2 separate regions of the Homo sapiens genome follow, and region 1 is linked to region 2. Evidence: chromatin contacts called from ENCODE Hi-C or POLR2A ChIA-PET data. All regions are on one chromosome and are shown on one strand. The core of a region is the stretch at or near the end of the contact, and the rest is flanking DNA. Distances in the headings are between cores, read along the strand shown.

Region 1 (3,456 bases), core at 739-3,238, 280 kb after region 2:
TCTCTCACACATAATAAGTTAATAAATGCTAGCTGGTAGTTACAGTAGTAATATAATGTGAAAAGTATATAACATGAAAATCCACTGCTAATCTTCATTCATTCTCCCTATACAAGTGATTTTATTTTACGGTGATATGAAAAAAAGAAAAATAAAAAATGAGGTAACCGAGCTAGAGAAAGGTTAAGCAATGTCCCCAGTTGGTTTTGTTGTTAAGTGGTGGAGTAGGAACCCCGTGTAGACAGTTGATGCCAAGCCCATTTTCTTAGCTATTAGTCTACAGTGCCTTTAGGGGATTATGTGGGATTGGGGGAGATGGGGCTACATTACGTTTTTGCCCTGAAACTTTCAATAAAGATTTTAGACTTTCCTATACTTCTTTGTTGGTTACAGGAAAGGCCCTTTTGCTATACGTTTATCTCCAAGCACTTTTAGATATAGGCAATTCTTTCTTCTAGGTTCCAGGGAAGAAATCTCAATGATACAGGAAAGATAAAAAAAAAAAGTAGACCACTAAAATTGCCCCCTCTGTGCCCCAAGCATTATTGCTATGGCAGCTTTTTTTCCTCAAAAAGCACCTAAATACTTGCAAGCACTAGCCTAGGAGTCAGGAGACTGATCAGAACCCTAGTTCTGTTGCTCTCCTTCTCTGAGATTTTTCTAAGGTCTCCTCTTCATCAAACAACTAGTTACTTCAATTTTAATGAAAATCTGCCTATTTGGGTCACAATTTTGCTCCTTGTTAGAGACTCAAAGTATAAAATCAAAAGATAGTAGATTACCAAACCAGTGGTTCCCAAACTAAGATTTCATAGACAAATACATGTTCCACAATAAATCAGAAAGCCTAACAGAAGTTGTCACTTTTCATTTTGCTAAGTAGGGATATCTTAAAAACACACTACCATATAATAACAATTCTTTCATAAAATAAAGGATATTTTAACATTAGAAAGTAGGAGAGACAATTTCAGAATAAAAGACAATTCTTTAAGTTTAGCTTTATGAAAGACACACTACATTTTCTTTATCTTTTTTCATTTTACAGAGAATTGATGTCTCTCAGTCTAGCACCAGTCTGTATACCCTACAATTTTGAAACCAAGGAAACCTACGGCCAAAAAGGTTAAGTCACTTGTTCAAGGCCACAGGACATTACTTAAATAATCATTATTTAATGATGCCTTATCAAGAGAGATCTAAGTCACAGCTAACATGACTCTTCCCCTAGCCTCTCTTATTTAGGTCCCTGACCCCAGATCATCTTTGAGTCTTTTTCTCTCTCTGTCACAGCTGGCAGAGTAAAGTGTAAAAGAACTAGCAATAAGCCCCAAAGAGGAAACATAGGCCATGACTCCTCCCTCCCACCCCCCATCCTCCCGCCAGTCTGCTCAGAGGTGGACTCCGTAACCAACCAACTTCTGCTAAAAATACACTCTGGACTTTCAGCACTATGCAACATACCTTAAAAGTGGTTTCCTGATACAGGCAGAAGCATGAGCATGAATTCAGTCTCTATAAAAAAAGTTCTACACCCAAAGCTTGGGCTCTTAACTGCCAGTTACTGCAAGCTTAAGAAGTTCCCCAGGAAGTAGGGCACCCCAATCTATTCCACTGCACATTTTAACAAGCCTAAAGGTTGTAACACCACAAGGCTTCGAAGTCCATGCATTCCTATGAGTCAATGAGAGCAAGGGCTATTTGGGATCCTCAGGCCCGGACAAGCAAAAAAAAAAAAAACTTCACATACTAACCCATACAGCACATGCGACAAACCAGGTGGGCGTTGAACTCGTGTTCATCTTGGTAACTCGGCCACATGGCGCCCCTGTGTCTGCTGACCCCACCTAAAAGGAGGGGGTACCAAAGAACCTCCAGCTACTGGCCTGTGCACCCTTCGCAGCTCCTCAAAAAGGGCTGTGAGGTGTAGAGAGGAGACAGCAGAACAGAGAAGTGGCTCCACCCACCACTTCCTACTGACCTCCTTCTTCCCTTGAGGTCAGAGAGGAAGCTCCTCCCTAGGGCACTTCCAAAAACTGGGTCCATGTCTCAGGCATATAGCATGCTGCATGCTGTTCAAAAGTAGCACCAACTCTGTGTTTCCAGACCAATAGAGCGTACAGAGGGGAGAGCTCCATATGCAAAAGTCCAGTCAAGGTATGAAGTGAGTAAACCTGAGTAGGAAGAAACTGGTCTTTGAGTTACCCTCCATTTGCAGAGCAGAAGCTTGTAATGTGGTGAATCTTAGTTGCAGGAGAGCTGGTGAGCTAAGTGGTTTACTGCCAAGTCAGGAACAGTGCATCCATTGCCCAACAACTTGCTCCTCAGGTGTGCCTCTTCTCAGGCAGAAGTACATATAGTGTTAACCAAATGAGAAGGTCTCATGATGGGAGAGACTATAATGGAGCAAGCTCATACACTCACCGTCCACTGTGAACAGATCCCTAGATTCCAAAGAAAGTTTCCCTTCCCCGCACTTACAGCTGCCAAAAGGGAAGAGTCAGTAACTCCCCAGTGATTCCACCTACTTTACAGAGTAGCCCCACCTCAGCCAGCCTCGCCTCAGCCAGCCTCCCAGGTAGATTATCACAGCAAATTTTATCAGCTTCAAAAATACCGTTTGCTTGTTGCTCCATTCTTTCCCCTCACAGCCAGGAATGGCATTCCAAAGTCCCCTTCTTCTTCCCAGATCCTCCTACTCTGTCTTTACAGTCAGTGCACTTAACTCAGCTGTGCCAGAAATCCTTTCATCCATCAGTAGAAGGCTGCCTGCTTGTTTGTCCAACTTGTTTTCCGAGTCTTGGCTAATTGTACCAGACACTGGAATGTTGAAGAAACACAATGAAGGGCTTTTTCATTCAGCTGGCCCAGCCCTTCTATTGGTTCTTCACAGTTCTAACCCAACCAGGGGACAGAAAAGTCCAGCCTCTGTGGGTGTCAGGACAGACACTGCAGCCCTGCCCCACACCACTCAAAAAGGCCCCGCTGCAGATAAGGGCCTAATCACTGGCCCTCTGCTCTAGCTCCCTAAATAGAACGACTTCTTCAGGCTAATGCTGCTTTCAATCCTGTTCCTGAAGGCAGGGAGGGAGGAGGGGCAGCACCTAGGAAAGCAAGTTTCCAGAGATTAGCCCAAACGACTACAAATGAAAAAAAGTAAATGCAAGCTTTCCTAGCAGACCATTCAGTTTAAACAAGCCCTATGACCTGCCTCAGTTGCTTGACAACTTCACTCCCAAGTGGGTATCCCTCCCACCTACAAACTGCTAATAATCCTGTTACTGCTTACTAATAAAGGTTCTCACAGCTGACTTTATCCCGCCTAGACTAAGCTCTCAGTCACCCTGATAACCTGTGACAACTGTACTCAGTTTGTCCCTCTTATAAGACTCTTTTTAGCCTTGGAGATGAAGGGTCCTCCTAGAATTTGCCTCGTACTGGGAAAAGGAATGCATA
Region 2 (3,449 bases), core at 458-2,957:
CCTCATCTGGGAGATGGGGATGAAGACCGTGGCTGTTATCAGGGTTGTCGGGAGGATGAAGAATTAATGATGCTGTCTGTGGAGGGAGGCTGGTGGCTGGGGCAGGTACCCACTCCCTGCTCTCAGCCCCACAGCTCCCCCACTTCGGGCTGAGCTGTGGTCCTTGGCTCCCAGACCCCGGCCTGTCACTAGCCACAGACAGGAGGCAAAGCAGACGGGGGACCTGACCAACAGTAACTACACGAGCATAGACCAAAGAGTTTAGTACTGGAAAAGAAAAATCTGAGATCTTAAGGAATAAATAGCTCCAGGGTTTGATACAAGATGTTTGCAGACAGGAAAAGCCCGGCTTTGCCTGGGAGAACACAGTGGGTCCAGCTGCCCACTGGGCCATTCCACAGGACCGGACACTCACCCTATACCAGGCCACATGCTAAGTGCAGGGCCCAGGGTGACAAGGCCACAGTCCCTGCCCCAGCGAGCTGAGTCTGCTCCTTCCCCAGCCGCTCCCCTGACAGCCGCACCCCACCCAGGCTCCGCACAGGGAAGAGCCTGCTGTGGACTCAGGGCACGCGACTCAGCTCTGGTCACTCCGATGATGTGACCACAGGTTTCCACGCTGAACTTTGTCCCTCTCCTCAGTACTGTCCTTATCACAGTGACAGCATCCCGGCCTCTGTTTACTCACCTGTCTCCCCAGGACCAGGCTGTCTTCCCGGGGCAGCCCAGGTGGGCAAAGACATCACCTAATTCTTACTCCTGGGTGTGTCTGGGGCAGGGTGAAGGCAGCGCCTGGGAGTCCACAGTCCCCCACACTCTGCTCCTGACCACCCCGCAGCCCAGGGGGCCCCCATGACCCTTAGACCTTCCCTAACCACGGCGGTCCCACTCCCCTGTGGTTCGCGTCCACCGTCTGTGATTCCCCGTTCGGCCAGGGCCCGGCACCGCCCGCGGATGCGCGCCCCTCCCCTGCAGCCAGCTTACTCCGAGGGTCCCCGCGCGGGCGGCCGCACTCACCCATGTTGACGAAGCTCATGACCAGGTCGGCGCGGCCCAGGCGCTGCTCCGCGGGCGCGCCGTCCTCGTCGTCGTCGCCAGCCATGGCGTGGTACAGGTCCAGCATGAAGAGCGGCGCGGACGCGGGCAGCCGGGAGGCGGCGGGTGGCGCGCGGGGCCGGGGCCGCCCGGGTAGCCCGAGCACCGCCAGGATCTCGCGCTGCACGTCCCGGCGCTCGCGCGCGCCCAGACGTCGCTGGGGACAGCCGGGCGGGGGTCGCAGGCCGGGGCCGCCCCCGCCCAGCGCGCACAACGTCAGGCCCAGAAGCCAGAGCGGTCCGGGGCGCGCGGCCATGGCGGGCCGGGGGCGCTCAGCGGGCGCACATCAGCTCCGCCGCCGCCCCTGGGCCCGGGGACGCCCCGACGGCGAACGGGGAGCTGAGTTCGGCGAGCAGGGGGCGGGGCTCGGCGGGCGGCGTCTGCGGCCTCAGCGCGGTCCCTGGAGCGCCCCCCGCGCGCACCTGCCCCGGCTCCGGGACAAGCGGACGCTGACGCGGACGCAGACGCCAACGCTTCGAGGCCGGGGCTGTTCTGAGGGCTGGGACTGTCAGCCAATCCGTCTGTCGCCGCCGTTCCCACCAGTCCGGCTGTGGCTGCGGTCCGCGCAGCGCAGGGGCGACCGGCGAGCTCCGGCAGCGACCCGGGCGGCGCGATTCCCGCGAGTCCTTGCCCCGGCTCAGCCGTCTGTGCCGCCCGCCCACCCCCGGGACTGACCAATGGGGGCGCGGGGGCGGGGCCTGGGCGCGGAGGCCGCGCCCGCTAGGAGCCCCGGGCGGCGGCAGGTGTTGCGGGTGGGGCGACCCCGAGGTGCGACCTCGGCGTGGCTGGCGGTTGGTCCGGGCGAGGAGCCCGCAGCCTGGGCGTCAGCGTGGTCAGGGCCGTCGTGGCTCCCGCCGCGGGCCTCGGCGCAGAGATCCTAAGGCCGCGGCGCCGTCCCGGTCCCGCCAGTGGTGCCACCCGGCTGCCTCGCCGTGGTGTGCCGTGGTCGCCACCGGGCCCGACACGCGGCCGTAGCCCCGTCTGGAGAGCCGGGCGGTGCCAGCCAAGCCCCGCGGGTGGGGCCTGTTCCTCTGCCCGCAGCAGCCGGCCCGGGTTCCGGCCACCGCGGCCCCTCACCGCCTCCTGGCGCCTTCCCCGTGGCCCCTGCATGCGCTTCTGCGGGCGCCTCCTTCTCGGCACCTGCTCGGCTGCTTCTCCCTGCGTCCCCCACCTGGCTCCCGCGTGAGCCCAGGCAGCGCCCCAGTCGGGCCGCCCCCGCCAGCCCTAGCTGTGCGCCCTGCGTCCCCGGTACTGATCCAGCTTTGCGGAGGAGGCTCCGCCTCCTGCCTCCAGCTGGGCCAGAAGCTCTGGGGCCCTTCCCGAGCACTCGGGAGCCACCTGTGCACATCTTCTCAGTCCCCACGGCCCCGGTGCAGGCCTGCCAAGAGAAGGATCCCCGCGGAAACGTCTCGACTGACTCAGTCCCTTTCTGCACACCTGCTCTTCCCTGGGCGCGCTCTCGCCTTACTTATTCCTGTGTGGTTCAGGCGCTGCGGAAGGAGAAGGCACCTAGACTGCACTGGGAAGGCTCCTGGAGTTGACCTGGAGCGCCAGGAAAGGTCAGTGGAGGAAAGTGCTCCAGGCAGAGGGAATAGCTTGTGCCAAGGCCCTGAGACCCCGGCTGGGGAGCCTAATAATGGCAACAGTCAGCACTTGCCACGCCAAGGCATGTTCTGAGTGTGTGTCTCGTGTCATTTCTGTGATGCTCGCACATCGTTAGGGGGTACATACCACTGGAACCTCCTCTTTTAATAAATGAGGAAACTGAGGCACACGGCGGTTAAGGGACTTACGCCAGGTCACACAGCAGTGGAGCTGCGCTCGGGCAGGGGGGCAGTGGAAACTGGAGAGCCCAGGGGGCAAACGGCGGAGGCTGGAGGGGCTGGCAAGGGAGGCACCGCAAAGGGCCTCACAGGGGCTAGACGAGGGCCCTGGGCACCAGAGATTATGGTGCCCCGCCATGTGGATTGAAGATTAAACCTCGAAGCAAGTGTATAATGCCCCCAAAAATCACATTTGGAAGTCATCACTTCAATAAAATTTTCTACAACAAATTCTTAATCTAAATAGTCATTTGCTGGTGCCTTAAACACACGCCTAGTTTGTCTTTTACCCAACAGGTATATTTCCACACTGCTCGTAAATTTTCTGCGCGGTCCCCAGAGCGCCCCCCATGAGGCACCTGCATCAGCTCCGGGCAGAGCAGATGTGGATGCCACCGCCTAGAAGCCGGGGCTACCCTGCGGACTGGGACTGTCCCATAAGGATACTGAGCTAAGGATAATGCAGAATAACCGTTGAAAGTACCCAAGACCAGAGCTTGGAAGCAGAGCGGAATATGGATCAGAGGGAGA

Evidence for each region. A loop is a pair of places that touch in the nucleus more often than their neighbours do. ChIA-PET counts read pairs that join two places held with the same protein, here RNA polymerase II (POLR2A). Pooled maps may share reads with other maps.
Region 1: a pooled map shows a loop between it and region 2 (2.8-fold over the local background). The contact joins the enhancer-like site here to the promoter of BMP8A in region 2. A Hi-C loop is called at or near these places in 1 of 50 pooled maps. POLR2A ChIA-PET finds 5 or more read pairs at or near these places in 3 of 52 experiments (HCT116, HEK293 and activated T-cell).

The regions. Positions count from the first base shown.
Region 1 is chr1:39,213,728-39,217,183 of GRCh38, reverse strand. All of the region lies in intron 1 of MACF1 (microtubule actin crosslinking factor 1), which reads right to left. Among named protein-coding and RNA genes, the nearest start is that of MACF1, 11 kb to the right of the region's middle. RefSeq lists enhancers at 2,177-2,286, 2,665-3,383. Within about 2 kb of position 1,988, at least 23 of the 41 ENCODE cell types and tissues checked have a DNase peak (open chromatin) inside an H3K27ac peak, as active enhancers do.
Region 2 is chr1:39,489,894-39,493,342 of GRCh38, reverse strand. It overlaps BMP8A (bone morphogenetic protein 8a), which reads right to left and starts at 1,707. Exons shown (of 7, transcript NM_181809.4): 1 at 1,018-1,707. The coding sequence starts at 1,351. It overlaps LOC124904101 (a long non-coding RNA gene), which reads left to right and starts at 1,795. Exons shown (of 2, transcript XR_007065978.1): 1 at 1,795-2,654; 2 at 3,216-3,449. RefSeq lists silencers at 1,379-1,478, 1,579-2,208.